Linked DNA regions of Mus musculus: region 2 is linked to region 1. Evidence: chromatin loops called from intact Hi-C (ENCODE). Cell type or tissue: heart. All regions are shown on one strand.

Region 1 (8,000 bases):
GAGTGGGGGAAGTTAAAAGTAAATGATGCATTTCAGAAAGCACATCTTATACTTCCCTCCGGGTTCAGACGGTACACCTTTTACCTCGGATCTACCCCCACCCCCTACCCCTCACCCCTGGGCATGGAAACCACTCTCTGACCCCTGCATGCATTTCAAAGAGGTACTTGATTGCTCCCACCCTAGAAGCACAATCTAAATCTAAAAAAATTGAGGGGGTGGGGGGAAGAGAGAGAAAACCTATCAATCTTTTAATTACACTTGAATATAAAAATATGACTCAAGGAGGCCTGCTTGATAGGTCAGGAAAACACGCATAACCTTGAGGCAGGGAAGCTGCTGGCTTTGCAGCGGGCCTGCCACCCAACAGAAGGGAGGGTTTCCAGCCACCAGCTTGCATCTTTCATCATGAAAAACTTCAAAAACCTTGAAACACTAAGACAATACACAAGTCATAATACTTTTGCCTTCTAACATCTGTTCAGTCCTTCCAAATATATTCTAAACCTAGAGTACTTAAAAAAAAGATTATCTATGAGCTGGGTTGAACAGACAGAGCCAGGGAAGTAGGGTAACATGGACCAGGAACAGCCACATCCACAATCTAATCTAGGAGGAAAGAAAGCCATTGTCCTCTCATCAGGAGGGACTATATTGTAGTTACTATTGATACTATATTGCACTTCTATCTTTTGAATGCAAACGTTTAATAAAAATACAATGGCAAAACATCACTTTGTGGATTATGTAGAATTTCCAAAATAAACATAAAAATCCTTTATTAATGCAAAAGCAGGTGAAGTTATACGTGAATAACAAAAGGGAAGTTCTACCTCTTCACAGACAAGAAAGTCACCCCAGACAAGCTGCCATTTGACACCACAGCAAGGAGTCAAGAGAATACTGAGAGAATACTGAACTTCAATTAAAGACACTTACAAAAGGAAGATTATTTGAATATAATAACAAAAACAAAGACCAACTTTAACATACTACCTTCCTAGATCAAAGAACATGGAAGATTCAGAAATTAATTAAACCTAGTAGGTAATGTAAAACAGGGAAGGACTCCCTTTCAAAAAAGCTTCAGTTAATTTTAGCATCCTTCTGTTTAGCTGCTTAGCAACCCTTATCCTATGACCTTCTAAGCACCACCTACTTTTCAGAAGGATAATGAATAAAAACATCAAAAGAACCCACTTCTAGCTGCTTCTAGAGAGCCTGTTTAACCAATTTCTGTAAAAGTTTATATTAACTATGTCACGCAAAACCCTAAGAGGATAGAATTTTTTTTTCAACTTCATTAACCAGGAAATTTACTTAGCTGAAGCTGTTAAGAGATGTTAGAGTGGGCACACAATAGAAAGACAGACTTCCAAACTGACCTAGGAAGTGAACCAATACAGCAGCAGGTTAAAACAGAAAAGTGAAACAAACAAACAAACAAACAAACAAAAAGCAACCCAGAAGCTGTTTGCTAACAGCTGCTACCTAGTGCCTGACTTAGGGGCAGAAAAGCAATAAACAGCTGTTGATCAGATGAGGACTAACACACTGCATTCCCCTCCCCTTCCTACCTGTACTGGATGCAAATAATCTCTCTCAGATGGTTCTGTCTGAAGAAATCTAAAATAAAGGCCCCTTCCATCAAAAGGTCACTTGCTTGATGATGTAAATGGTTAGGAATGAATGCACCACCTGTAACCAGCTGAGTCAGGCAAACGTTCCCCATCACGTCCACGGCAAGGGTTATGCTGTCTGAGTTTCTGATGAGGAATAATGCGGTATCCAGGGAAACGGCCGAGAATAATATTCCATGTACCACTGAGCATCAACAGCATTTCTTAAGTGAGTAAAGCATTTCTTAAAAAACAAAACATGCTGAAAAGACAGCCAGCCATCTTACCGTAAAAGTATGTTGTAAGATGGAGACAGTGCAACTTAACCCAAAAATAAATGGAGAACGGGAAAATAATTAAATCAAAGTACCCCTCTCTCCCTTTCTTTTGTAAAAATTGGGGAGGGTTTTTTTTTCACACATTTAAAACTTGATTAGAGCCATTCAAATGTTTAATTCACTGTAACCAAATACATCAAAGGAAGACCCATCAGTAGGTACCCCAATGGGCAGAGGTAAAAACAAACAAACAGCAACTCTAAACCTCTAAAACGAGTCCACCCTTGCACGTGTTTTAAGAGTATACTGAACTCTTTCCGAAGAAACTATGGATTCTTTTAGGGCTTACGTACAGAATTTTCTTAAGAGTTTTAACCAAGACCTTAGCCTCCAACTCAGACTTCCGGGTTAAATTACAAACTATACCTGCCTGCTCATGAAAGCATCAAACCTAGAGGATGTTAAAAGCCATCAACACATTCTTTTCATGGCTGTTCTCATTTCTCCACCTTCCACTCCAATTATCTATTGCACAACAACTCGCACGCAGACACAGACCACCATATTATCTGAAAAAGGAATCTCACAACCAAGGGATGCACAAGCAACAAGTGAGCCTTTGCAGAATCATTTGCAAGAATACTTTGCCAACTCCCAACATCTTTATTTAACCAACTTTCTTCCCATAGGCTTTCACAAGGATATGCTTAGCTCTAACTCGAAAACGAGACCCAGTGTTGAGCAGTCTAACAATGGAAACCTGAGGGTAAGGTTTTCGACACCCCGACAAAAGTTGCTTTTTATTCACCCTGTATCGGTCTCCGCCACCACCACCACTACCAGCATCCCCCAAAGAAGAAAATCTCCTCCGAAATGCCCCGAATGAGTGCTGCTGCTGGCTCTGAAGCCGTGTAGAATTTCGTAATGGAATGTGAACTGCTCGTCCGGATCTGGGCTCACGTTCTATCTCTTAACCAGTAAGGAACGAGGGAGGGCAAATCTGCTGAGCAAGGAAAAATAACTTTCCTCCTCTTTTATAACCCATCACGGATGCACCGCGGACGAGGGCAGCTAGCAACACGCGGCGCCTGTCAAGCGGTCGAGCCCGAGCCCAGTGGGGTCCCCACGCCCCTAGACCTCGGCCGGCTGCCCGCAGGCACCGTAGCCGCGCCCCGCACTCACCCCGGGCCAGAGAGCGGGTCACATCCTCGATGCGACCCTAGCCCTGTACAGAAAACACACCGCCTCCCAGGGAGGGGGCCGGCGACGGGAAGGACCTCCCCTGCTCCTTAGCAACCATTAAGGTCGCAGTTTCCTAAGAGACCGCGAACGGGGAGGGGGCGCGGGGAGCTGGGCCTGATGGGGGGGCCCGTGCCTCTCGAAGTCGTCGGTGCCCCCTCCCCGGGGGACACCGGCTTCCCCCAACCCCCTCTTTCGGCTGGGCAGGCCGGGGTGTGAGGAAAAAGCGAAGCCTCAGAACTCCAGAAAAATTGGTCCAGCGGGTGGCGGACAAAAGTTTCCGAGCGCGCTCCACAGCTGGGCGGTGGGGCGGGCGCCGGCCCCGCCTCGGATGCTCCCGGCCTCCTTCCTGTGCTCGTGACGGCGCCGGGCGCGAGCCCCCCCTCCGCGATGCAGGCTCGCCCCACGTCGGGGGCTCCCCCAAAGCTCGTACCCAGCCAGCCTCGGAGTCACCAACAATACGCGTCGGCGCGGCCCGGGTCGCCGCCTCCCCTCCTTCCCAGCGACGGTGGTCGCTCACAGCCCCGCCGCCAGCCGGGAACTCGCAGAGGGCTCGGGGCTGCCTGCCGCCCCTCCCGGTCGGCGCCGTCCGCCCGGGAGGATCAAAGTCCGCAGAGCAGGGCGCGGCGGATGCTCCCACCGAGCAGCCCCGAACGCACGGCCCCCGCGCCTGCACCCCGGGTGGGCACCCCCGGATACCTTGCGGCGGCGGGCTGGCTCCGTCATCTCCGTGCTTCCCGACCCGAGAGGGACTAGAAAGTATGTAGGAGAAAAGTTTCCCCTCCCACATGGGGGGGAGGATGTCGGGGGAGAGAGGGCGGAAGATGGAGAGCAGCGCTGGGAAGATGTTTCTGGCCCGCGGTGCGCGCACCATCCGAGTCCCGGCAGGGCTGGTTAAAAATAAACTCGGCGGCGCGGGTCGGGCCGGATTCCTGCGCTCGGACGGCTAATATGGATGCGCATCAGGTCCTGCTGGCGGGGCGCTGCGGCGGCTCGCGCTGGGAGCTGGTTGGCAGAGCCGGCAGCTCGGGAAGGGGAAAGGAGCGGAGGAAGGGGAGGAGGAGGAGGAGGAGCGGCCGGGCGCGCAGCCCGAGGGGAGAGGGCTGCCCAGCTCATCCCGGCTCCCCTACCCCACAGCCCCAACCGAGCGCATGCTGCCAGGGTGCGCGGGTCCTTTCTGCCAAACGCCGAGTTTCAGAAGTACACCGCGCTCTGCACACTTCACCCTCCCCATCCCCAAAAAGTTCTTTAAAAGGTCGCTCCGGCAATGCCCCGGGCATCTCGCAACCACCGGAGTGCCGCAAGCGGGGGACCCGGGACGCGTACTTACGGCCCGGCAGGGTGCTGGGCTCCCAGGCATGATGCGGTGAGGACCGGTGGGCTTCGGGGAGAGAACGAGGAGAGATGCAAACTTGTTCCGGAAAAGGAATCAAAATGGCGTTTCTGGATGTGCAAAGTTCATCAACTCCGCAGTCACTTCCCCTCCTCCTCTTCTCCCATAGGGAGGGAGGTGGGCGAGGAGCTGGCGACCCCGTTGCCCTAGCCGTCTTCCCGGCCCCCGCCTCGGCCCCCCGCCCCGCTTCCTCACCCGCACACTCGGAGACTCGCTCTCCCCCTCTCACCCTGATAAGTAGACACATCACGTGTTGCTCCTGCGAGTCTCCTGGGGACGTGTTACAGAGCTGCCGCAGCAGCCGCGGCTGAACGAGCTGGGGGAGTCGGGAGGACCGCGGTACCCGGCTGTCCCTGTCGTCACCCCCGCCCCAGTTTTAGCTAGGCAACCGCAGTTGCCACTATCCCGGGATGAGTGGAGGTGGAGTTCCCACCTCACCCCCTACAGCAGCCCCAAGTTTGCCCCACGCCCTCCCTAGGCGCCCGGGGCCAGGGGCGGGCCCGGCAGCCGGAGGGGAAGGGTCTCGGCCGCTACAGCTGAGCGCAATTCCGACCCACCCAGCGCTCACTGGTGGCCACTAGCTCCAGCCACCGTGCCCCCTCCCCTCCAACCCCTCACTGCCAGTGGCTCTCAGCCCGAGGCTTTCCATCACTTTACAACAGGGTTTGTTTCACTATTTTAACAGAGGTAGAGATGCAGAGAGGAGCTTGGGGGGACGCCTAGGAGGCCCGAGAGAGGGTAGTGTGGTGACGGTGGACCCCAGATCCAGCGCTGCTCCCCCTGAATCTGAAAGTGATGTCCCAGCCGCACAGTTCCTTCTGTACGCGGTCCTCGCCCTGCATCCAGGTGGGGCGAGTTAGAGGATGGGGCCGGAGATTAAAGAGCAGGCGCTTCACCCCGCCCCCAACCTCTTGCAGTTTCTCTCCCAGGTTGGTCCTTCCCACCAGCGCAGCTACTTAGGAGAGTGCTTCTCTTCTCTAACAAACGCAAGGGCCCTGGATTTTTATCATTTTGCCTTCTCTCCCTCTCTATACACGATGCTTCAGCGGAGGCTGCCTGCCTGCGAGGGGCCTAAGGATGGCGTCTACCGCCACCTTGTCCCCACCCCGCGACGGAATGACTGGTGCTGTGTCATCCACAGCTCCCTTCAAGGCGTCAGGGAAGCCACGTTGAAATATCTCTTTCTCTCAGAGGGCTCCTGTTTCAACTGTGAAAAGCATGGGTCCTCCTGCGAATTTCTCTCCATCCCCGGGGCTCCTGAAGCCACCACACTGCCTTGGCCCAAGTTATCACAGAGCCCAGGGAAACCAGGCCTCAGCTGTGCTTCCTCCATAAAGCAGCTGACATGTTTCCAACCTCCAACCAGTTTCTACTTAGGTTCCAAAAGGGACGTGTTCTCGGTTTTGGATACATCTTCAGAATAGTTACCTTCACACACACTCACACCAATTCTGAAGATAAAAGCACAGAAAATAGGGCTATAGAGTTATGCACTTGGGACTACTTGGTTGATGTTATACATGCAGAAAGCTTGCTACATGCTCTTTGCTATGACCTTTGCCCTAGCTCCACCCCATGGGCTCCTCTTGGAATGCCTGAACACCCTACAGTTGTAAAGCTTATTATGGGCTTTAATTTGAAGTCTTCCTTCGAATGAACTCAAGTTTGAGGGGTGGGGGAGAGGTGGCAACTGACAACAGAAGTATCTATCTGAGGATAGAATGAACAAATGAAGCCTGGCCAAGATAGAATTCTCTAGAACTAAAGAAAAACAGTTGGACCATTACCCCTGACTTGAGATAAGTAGGCTAAACCACAGACTGCGAGGGAACTGTTTGACTTCCAGTCATCAAAAATAAGTTTTCAGAACCTGTTACATTTCCCAGGGTCTACTGTTTACTGAGCAAAACTCTATCTGGTGAAACTTTTAGCAGTGACATTTTTTTTTTCCTTTCTCCCCACAAAGTCCCCAGGCTGGCCTTGAACTTATTAGCTGAGGATGACCTTGAACTTATGACCCTAGTATCATTGTGCCCCATTTGTGACATGCTAGCATGGGCTTCGTGCTAGGCACTAATAGCCTTAGCAACTCCACCTTTCTTTCTTTTTCTTTTTCTTTTTTTTTTTTTCTTTTCTTTTTGGTTTTGTTTTTTTGAGACAGGGTCTCACACTGTAGCTCTGGCTGTCCTAGAACTCACTATGTAGACCAGGCTGGCCTAGAATACACAGAGATCTACCTACTTCTGCCTCCCAAGTGTTGGGATTAAAGGTGTGTGCACCACTCACTGTCTATGCCTCCTGCCACATCCATCCTGTCTCCCAAGTGCTATCAAACATTGTTTTGAGGACTTGTCTGCTGAGAAGGTGATGGACTAGTTTAAAACAAAAGTTTACAAGGTCATCACAGAAATTCTTACTCTTGGGCTTCCAATTTATAAGCTGTCTGAACGAGGAGGGTCGGGATGGGCACTCCAAAAACCACTACCTGTTTACTTGTCTCTTGGTGTTTGTTTCATGGTACTTTGCTTGACACTCTCTCTTGTAGACCAGGCTAGCCTCTTATTCCCCATCCTTCTGTCTTCAGTTCCCAAGTGCTCAGATTATAAACTTGGGTTTCCAAGCTAGACCACAAGCAGCATCTATATCCAAGTTGGAGTTTTACTTGCAGTTTAGTTTGTTCTGTAAAATACTTTCAAATGTCCAAAGTTCCATGGATTCTCACGGTAAATCACCACCATTCCCCCCCCCCCCCCCCGACAGGGTTTCTCTGTGTAGCCTTGGCTGTCCTGGAACTAACTATGTAGACCAGGCTGGCCTAGAACTCAGAAATCTGCCTGTCTCTGCCTCCCAAGTGCTGGGATTAAAGGCATGTGCCACCACTGCCCGGCAAATCATCACCATTTTTATACGGTAGATAATTCTGGCAACAAAAAAAGTCACCTTTAGGGTTTATTTTATTTTATTTTATTTTATTCTAATGGGGCTTAGTAGCTCATGCCTGCAATCCCAGTGAGTTCCAGGACATCCTGGGCTATTGTGTAAAAACCTATCCCAAACCACAATAAAACACAATAAGCTACTAAAAAAAATATTAGATTCTATTGATTGTTCATACCTAGCTAATTAATAAACTTGAAAGTCAAAGCTCCTGTTCAAAGGTTTGTTCAAATGTTGATATCTTTTATACAGCAAATATTTACCAGATACCTAATTAAAAACAAGGAAGAATGAGGTTATCAAACCATGGAGAGATGCTATTGCACAGCCACTAAAATGGCACTAGCCAAAAAGTCAGCCAATGAATAAATGTTGGCAAGGAAATTGAAGAATGGGAAAGGGTACAGCCATGTTGAAAACTATTGTGGCAGTTCTTCAATATGTGGTGACCATAGGACCCAGCAGTTTTACTAAGTCATATAGTAAAATATGAAAATATATGTTCAGCCAAATTTGTACACAAATATCTATTTT
Region 2 (8,000 bases), 340 kb after region 1:
TTTCTCAAAACATATTTGAGATGGAATGATGCTAAAGAAGTACAAGGTTTGGAGTGAGTTGAGCTGGCCATGCCCCATACCAACCCAGGCAGAGCCAAGAGCGTCCATCTGTCCAGAGCAACCAGGTGGGAAGAACTGGACGTGGTAAGTGCGATGGGTGTGGTGAGTGCGGAAGGCAGGAGGATGTGCCAATCTCTCAAGCATTGTAGAGGAGAAATTAAACTTTTACTGAAAAGGTGTACTTGGCAACAGGCAAAATTATCTAAAGATGGAGCAGGATGTACATCTTGTTAGGAAAAAAAAAGATGAATTGGTACAATTTTTCAAAAGAAATTCAGGTATTGGTCTGTAGTTGAAGATGATGTTGGTAGTACTTCATGTGTTTATGTGCATGTGTGTGTACATGTGTCTGCTGGTGTGTGTAGGCAGAGATCAAGGTCTTTTGTCTTCTTCAGCCACTGTCTTCCTTCTTCTTTTGTATATAGCATGTTCTGAACCCTAGTTCTTGTTAAACCCTATTATATTCATGTGTTTATTTGTTTGAGATATGATTTCAATATGTTGTCTAGGGTAGCCCTAAGTTTACACACGTTCTCCCTTTACTTGTTTTCTTCTTCTTTTTTTTTCTTAAATGCATATTTTAAATTAAGCATCTATGTGTATATCTGAGTATGGCTTTATACATGCTGAGTGCAGGGTTGGAGGAGGCCAGAAGAGAGCTTTTGCTCCTTGGAGCTGGAGTTACATCAGTTGTGACCCTCTTGACGTGGGTGCTGAGAGCTGGGCTCCCATCCTCTGCAAGAGAACTCCTGCCTTTAACAGCTGAGCCGTCTCTCTAGCCTTCCTTATTTTCTGAGACAGGTTCTCACTGAACCGGAAGCACACTGATTCATTTAGAATGTTGACCAGAAAGCTCGGGGGATCTGCCTGTCTCCCCTTTTACAGCATTGAGATTATAGGTGCATGCCACCATACCTAATATTCACTCATCACTTACTGCAAGCTAAGGATACAGTACTTTGTGTTTTAGCTACACCATCTTACTTAACCCTTACAATAGCACTGAGCTTGTTGCTATCAGCACTACTATCTTAGACATGAAGAAGGCAGTTCAGGGAAGTGAAGAATAAATCCAAAACACTATGATAAAGATTAAGCCTCGGGCTGGAGAGATGGCTCAGTGGTTAAGAGCACTGACTGCTCTTACACAGGACACAGGTTCAATTCCCAGCAGTCACATGGTGACTCAAAACCATCTATAATGGAATCTGATGCCCTCTTCTGGTGTGTCTGATGACAGCTACAGTGTACTCATATAAATAAATAAATAAATTAATTAATTAATTAATTAATATCTTAAAAAAAAAGATTAAGCCTTCATGGTGAGTGAGACCAAACACCTAACAGTGCAGAGACCCTTTTGTGGTTGGTTCATAGGGACTGTGGAGGCTGCAACTGAAGTGATAGCCTCTATCAGGATGTGTCTGCCTTTACAGCAGTAGTACAGTGGGAGACAGGCCAGAGAGAGGTTTCAGGCAATGTAGAAGAAGTGTCTTCTTTTAGCCAGGTGGAGTTAGTTTACAGAACAAACAAATAAAACAAATCCTGTAAGTATTCATTCCATGGAGTTTTTATCCAAAGCTACAAGCATCAGATTGAGTTTTTAATGACAGCAGCAGTGTGCTAGGCAATGAGGGTGGTGATCAGTCCACTTGGTCACTTTGGACCAGAGCCTGTCCCGTGAATATCTTCCAATCTGGTGACTGTTTCTAAGGTCAGCAGCCAACGTTATGGCTCAGTATTTCTCGGGTTGGAAGAACTGGGTTTCTTTTATATTTTGTAGGGTCTTGAATGGTTGTCAGTGGGAAATTTAGTCTGAATTCCTGGTCTACTGTTACAGGAAATCAGAACGCCTCCCAATGCTGGCAAAGTCCTCCACACACTCCGATAGGTTCCTAGCCACTGTGTTCTCACTGTGAGTGATGGGTCTATCTATGAATCTAGTTTAGAGGTTCCCATAGCCTCTTCTTATTTACGTCATGAAGCTAAAGGAGGAGAGAGTCCCAAGGGCAGACCATGGAAAAGCAAAGGCAGAGAATCAGGGCCTCAGAGCCTAAGGTTCCATGGGGGTAGTAGCATTGACTCCAAAATAACTAAGAATTATCTGACCAAGAAACATCGGGTATGGTGGACGGGATGGGGAGACTAGCCTTACTTAGGTCACCTGCTGTAGGTCAGGGCCAGGGCAAGGGAGCTCTTCTCAACAGGGTGGACATGAGACTGAGTGTTGGGAAGGAGGTGAACAGGGCATCTTGCTTCAGCCTGTGCGTGTTGGCTAGGCGAAAGCTCAGTGCTAGGATTTGGTAACCTGTCACCTTCAACTTGACACTTGAATCTGCCCAGGCCCTTTGAACTAGAACATGTCATCTGAAGGTCTTCCAATCCGGTGACTGTGAGTCAGGGCTGTCCTCTGGGGGCTTGGGGAAAGAAATGAGTAACCAGATTGCACCAGACCCTCAATTGCTGTCTCCCAGTGACCTACCCCGACTGGGCTCTAATTAGAGTCCAGAAGCCTTCTCCTGGTAGAAGCCTTAGTAAAATATAAAGAGGCTCCTTGGCAGGATAGGCAGGAAACCACTCCTAGCTGCCCCTGGGTCCCTTACATTGTGTTCTATTTAAAAAAAAAAAAAGAGAGAGAAAGAAGCCGGGCGTGGTGGCACACGCCTTTAATCCCAGCACTTGGGAGGCAGAGGCAGAGGCAGGTGGATTTCTGAGTTCGAGGCCAGCCTGGTCTACAGAGTGAGTTCCAGGACAGCCAGGGCTACACAGAGAAACCCTGTCTTGAAAAACCAAAGAGAGAGAGAAAGAGAGAGAGAGAGAGAGAGAGAGAGAGAGAGAGAGAGAGAGCGCCAAGGATGTCTCTGCAGGCCTATGCTGAGCCATCCCTTTCCCCTGAGTGTAGTCTTAGGAGAGCTGGGTGTTTCAAGTCCAGGTGTTTACTCAAAATCTACATCCAGGACCGTTCCAGTGAAGTAACCTACAGATGTGCTAATCTACTCTCACAGACACTGCCGCTGCTGCTGGGCCTACTCCTTCCTACTCACAGATGGGTCCACAGACCCTGGACAGCAAGGAAACAGCCAGCTTTCCTAAGACCAACATCCATACACCCATTTTCTTAGGTTTCCCAGAGACATGTTGCCCCAAAGTCCGCAGGAAGCCCCTAAAAATTACGGCGACCCGATTCCTGCTTTACCATCACCTCTTTCTAGTTTTTCCTTTGTAAAAAATTAAATCAAAACGGAGGAATGTTAGTATTCCTTCTAGGCTCTGCCCCACAGTTACCTGGCAACAGCCAGGTAGGCTTGGCTTACTTATATAAAAGGGGCTGCTTGCTCTGCGCCTTCTCTTCCTGACCCCTTCCCCCTTCCCCCTCTTTCCACATGTTCCTGGCCAGCCTTTCCTCAACTCTCTTCCCTCTTCCCCCGCCCCCTCTACTCCTTTCCCAAATCCCCTTCCCTGCCCTAAATAAACTCTATTCCATACTATCCTATGGCTGGTACCTCAGGGGTTAGGGGATGCCTCAGCATGGGCTAGCTGAGGCACCCCTCCCATCTCACCATACCTGGCTCTATCAAACATATCTTTGGCTCTTATTTATTTATTTATTTATTTTTTAATAAAACACAACACCTTAGAGTGTGCAGCTGCTGCCGCAGGGGACGCCCCAGTGGCAGCTCTCACTTGTCCGGGTGGAAGGAAGGATGCGACGGTCTTACCTCGGAGGCCGAGGGGTGCGAGCAGGGTGTGTGAGAGATGCAGTGTGATCAGAGCCTAGCGGTCTGGTCTCAGAACTGGGTCACCTCACAGAACAGCACAAGGACTTGTCCCGTTGGCAGGGATCAGGTTTCGTCCTTCCTTGTCAAACCCAGTGGTGCCCCCAGGCTGCTGGCAGCTCCCAGGCGCTCCTTTGTCCTAGAGTTGCAGGAGGCCAAGGAGCAAAGTGACACAAAAGGCTGGGTGCCCAAGTTCCCCACCCTCTCTCTCTCTGCACAGCAGCGCTGGTTCTGCCAGGGTCCTCGACCCAGGGGGGTTCCGGGGCAGTAAGGGTGAGACCTGCACAGCCACTGCTCGACCTTGCCAAGAGGGGCCTGCTTTGGGGATTGGAGGGTGCCTTCCCTTCCAACAGCCTGGGTCTGGGTCTTTCCAACTCGTATTTCTGCTGACGCTGGAGCCTGGTGCTTTGCCTTTAGAGACACCCTGTAATTGAAAGGAGGAGGGAGAGAGAGAGAGAGAGAGAGAGAGAGAGAGAGAGAGAGAGAGAGAGAGAGAGAGAGAGAGAGAGAGAGAGAGAGATTCTTGCTGCCTGGGTTCCCAGACACTTGCTGCCCTCTAATGGCTCCTGCCTGTGAGTTTCCAGGCGCAGGCCTTCCTTCCTGTAGGGTCTGTGGTGTGGGTTTCCTTCCCTTTGGTTAGCAGGCCCTTTCCCCTATAACTGCTGAAAGAGCCAGCCGTTTCTCGTCACAGGGAAAAGATGTCAAAAGTCGAACCGCGCTGGTGTGGCTGGCTCAGAGAGCAAAGACTGGCTCGGTGTTTCATTGCTGGTCCCGAAATAACTCACAGTAGCATTTGTGCGGCCTCTGCAACCCTGCTGTCTTCGGAAGGGACAGCTCCTCCTTTCTCTCTCTCTCTCTCTCTCTCTCTCTCTCTGTCTCTCTCTCTCTCTGTCTCTCTCTCTGTCTCTCTCTCTGTCTCTCTCTCTGTCTCTCTCTCTCTCTCTCTCTCTCTCTCTCTCTCTCTCTCTCTCTCTCTGTCTCTCTCTGTCTCTGCCCTGTTGCAGTTCTTAGCAGCTTCCTATGTTGAGAGAGGAAAGCCACTCTGGCAAGAGCCAGCAATTGTCAGCAAGTTGTGCATACAAAGGGGCTTCCTTTTCCTGCCTGGATCGGGGTGGGGTGGGGCAAGAGCTGTGGACCAGGGTTCCCTCCCCTGATGCTTTCTGAGGATCCTTAAGAACCAACTCCAATGGTAAACAGGGACCTGTGGATAAAAAAACATCTCCTGAGTGAACACTTGAAGACCTAGAGACACAAGTTGGACAGAGTCCAGTTCTGTGTAGAGAGGAACCAAGTACTTAATCAAGGAACCAAGGTTAGAGGTACGGCAGGAAAACCTGGGACACTTGCCTATTTTGGTAGTTGGGAAGCTTGGCCCTGGATGGAATGGAAACAAGCTGAAAGCAGACAGACAGACAGGGTTTTGCTCCCATCAGCTGAGATCTGGCCCAGAGAGAATGGTGTGAATATACACTACGACTGGCTGGGAAGAAAAGAGGATGCAAAACTTACAGCCCTGGAGCTTAGAATGTTGTGAGGAATGAGGCTTCTTGGGGGGGGGGGGGAGCTGGGGGAGGGAACGCCATTTTGAGATGGAGTGCAGGGTGGACTTTCTTAGTTTTTTTGGGGGGGGGGTTGAGGGTTGGTGGCCACGGAGGGATGAGGGTCACCAAGGAGCGAGGGAATGGCCCTAGGGAGTTCTGTGTGGGGCTAGCAAACTACAGCGCTCCTCTGCAGGATGGACAAAGGATGGGAGAGGCAGGAAGTGGACCTGCTGGGCTGGAATTTGAATGAACTGATGGAGCATCTTTTTCACAAGAGGGCTAGTGGTCCACCCCTTCTGGTTTTCCCTTGTGGGAAGGGAAAAGAAGCCTGCCTTTTTAAAAAATTTTTACTCGGGAGCTTAGGTTGCAAAGGCTTGCTGTTGAGAAATGAGTACAGTTTTATCCTTTGGCTGCTCAATCTCCCAGAATCATCTCCCCCTCCTCCTTTTTCTCATAATGCTGAACAAGTCTGAGAGAAGTCCATTAAGGGTCCAGTATGGTGATGCAGGCCTTTAATCCTAGCACTAGGAGGAAGGCAGAGGCAGGTGGATGTCTGTGAGTTCAAAGGTTGCCTTAGCTACATAATGAGTAAACAATAAGCTCCTCTCTCAAAACAAAACAAAAACCCTAACAAACAAACGAAAAACACTCAAAAAAAGCTAAACTTAAAAACAAAAAGTCCTCCTCCTTGTCCTCCTCCTCTTCCTCCTCCTCCTTTGTTGTTCCCCCATCTCTCTTCCTTCCTTTCTCCTTTTTTTCCTTCTTTCTTTCTTCTGCTCTTTTCCCTACCTCTTTTTCTTTATAGAACTCACCTGGAATTCTGGTTTCTGGTGGCCTAAAGGCGCTCATTTGTCTCTAGATTGTTAGTAGCGTTGGAAGCACCTAAGAGCCCGGTGTGCAATTGCATAAACCTAACAGGCCCACAGAGTCTTGTTTCTCAGCTTCAGGGGTTGGTAAGTCAAGAGGAAAGCCAGCTCTTAGTGTTGTCTTACTCCAGGGTGTGGAGGGGAGAGAAATAATAAATATTATTTCCACGTGGAGACTTGGATTGTTTAGGATCACCCCCTGCTCCCAAGCCCCAGTTGGAACATGGCTGGAATATTGTTGTTCTAGGAAGTGGTTTTCCATCTTATTCAGCCAGGATCCCCTTTGTCTCCCATAGTATTTTACACAATGTGAATTTCAACCCTGAAGATGCAAGTATGTCTCCAAAAACTGTGTGTGCGCCCAGTGATACTCATTTGCTCTCTGGGTTTTTTTCTTTGCGGGGTGAGACAGCATCTGTTTTTTTCATTTTGTTTCGGGTAAAATCAAAAGTTGCTGGCAGGCCCTGGGCTTGTATACTACTTTTAAGGCAAATGAGTAAAAGCAGAAGACACCAAGACGCTCTTTTATTTAATTATAATTTTTTTGCCTGCAGCACTGGGATGGAATCCAGGGAGGACCTAGGCTAGTTCTCTCTCCCCTCCAGCCCTGGAGGTATCTTTGAACCTCTGAAATAGTATGATTCTTGTTTCGTTGTTCTAACCATGGCTAGAAGAAGCCAACACAATGAAAACACTACGTGTCCTGGGGACAATGGCACCTCATGGGAGCACTCTGCTTTGGCAGAGTGCATGTGCCTCCAGGGATGCCGGGCACAATGGAGAGCATGACAAACCTCACGTGCCGCCATTTGTTTGTGTTGAGCACAGTCTTACTGCGAAGCCCGGGCTGACTTCCTTGTGTCCAGTTCTAAACCCCATTTCTTTGTATTTCCACACTACAGGGTGGGCATGAAATTGATAATATTGTTGCATGTTGATGATAAAACTCGGGGTCTCTGGCTGGGCAGTGGTGGCACACACCTTTAGCCCCAGCACTCAGAGGCAGAGCCAGGCAGTTGGAGGCCAGCCTGGTCTACAGAGCAAGTTCCAGGACAGTCAGGGCTACACAGAGAAACCCTGTATCCAAAAGTCAAAACAACAACAACAACCCCTCAGGATATCACTCACTGGGTGCAAAATGGTTCTCATGTGTCAGAACATTTGGTGCCTGGGTGGTGGCAGGGCTTTGGGAGACTCTGAAACCTTTAGGAGGTAGTGCTTGATAAAGTTGGGTGAGAAAGTTGTGGTCCGTTCCTCCTCTGTCCTCAGTCCTCTTCAAGATGCCCAGTTGTGAGCATCCTCTATGCGTCCCCTTCACCAAGAAGCACTTAGTTGGCTTCCTGACCACAATAGACTGTTTCTTTCAGAGGGCGACTGTTTCTTTCAAACTGCGAGACCCAGTAGATTTTTCCTCCCTTAAGATAATTCCCTCAGGTTTTGTTCACAGCATCAAGAGCAACACCTTTGACAATCCCTCTGTTCCTGAGCCATACCCCTAAGTCACTGATGGGTGCTTGTTTTTTTTTGTATCCGGGAATGCCATCTAGGGTCTCTCACTCTAGACGAGCACTCTTCTATTGAGCTTGCACTTGAACTGTGTGTTCTGTGGGGAGTGTGCAAATATGCCTATAAAGAGCAGAACGCGGTGCCTTCCTTATTCACTCATGCTAAAGCTAACTCTCCACGTCTCAGCCCTTCCTACCTCCTCCTTTTTTCCTTTTGGCAGAGCTGGGGGTGGACTCCATGGTCTTATTTGT

Evidence for each region. Peaks named below come from ENCODE experiments on the same cell type or tissue, not always from the same donor. Only the 100,000 strongest peaks of a DNase experiment are listed, where the experiment ranks them.
Region 2: a loop joins it to region 1, with 2.8 times the contacts of the local background. A loop is called at or near these places in 2 of 42 quality-filtered maps.

What each region holds. Positions count from the first base shown.
Region 1 is chr13:37,822,811-37,830,810 of GRCm38, reverse strand. It overlaps a transcript of Rreb1 not described here. Among named protein-coding and RNA genes, the nearest start is that of Gm46411, 27 kb to the right of the region's middle. In heart, a CTCF peak has its summit at 3,340; DNase peaks (open chromatin) are centred at 2,940, 3,240, 4,070, 4,820 and 1 weaker place; H3K4me3 peaks cover 3,737 bases; H3K27ac peaks cover 4,493 bases.
Region 2 is chr13:37,479,267-37,487,266 of GRCm38, reverse strand. Gm40914 (a long non-coding RNA gene) reads left to right here. Exons shown (of 2, transcript XR_001780899.2): 1 at 1-144. Among named protein-coding and RNA genes, the nearest start is that of Gm40914, 4.0 kb to the left of the region's middle. In heart, CTCF peaks have their summits at 3,904 and 4,428 (motif pointing left); DNase peaks (open chromatin) are centred at 3,986, 4,466, 4,936 and 5,536; H3K4me3 peaks cover 1,414 bases; H3K27ac peaks cover 2,445 bases.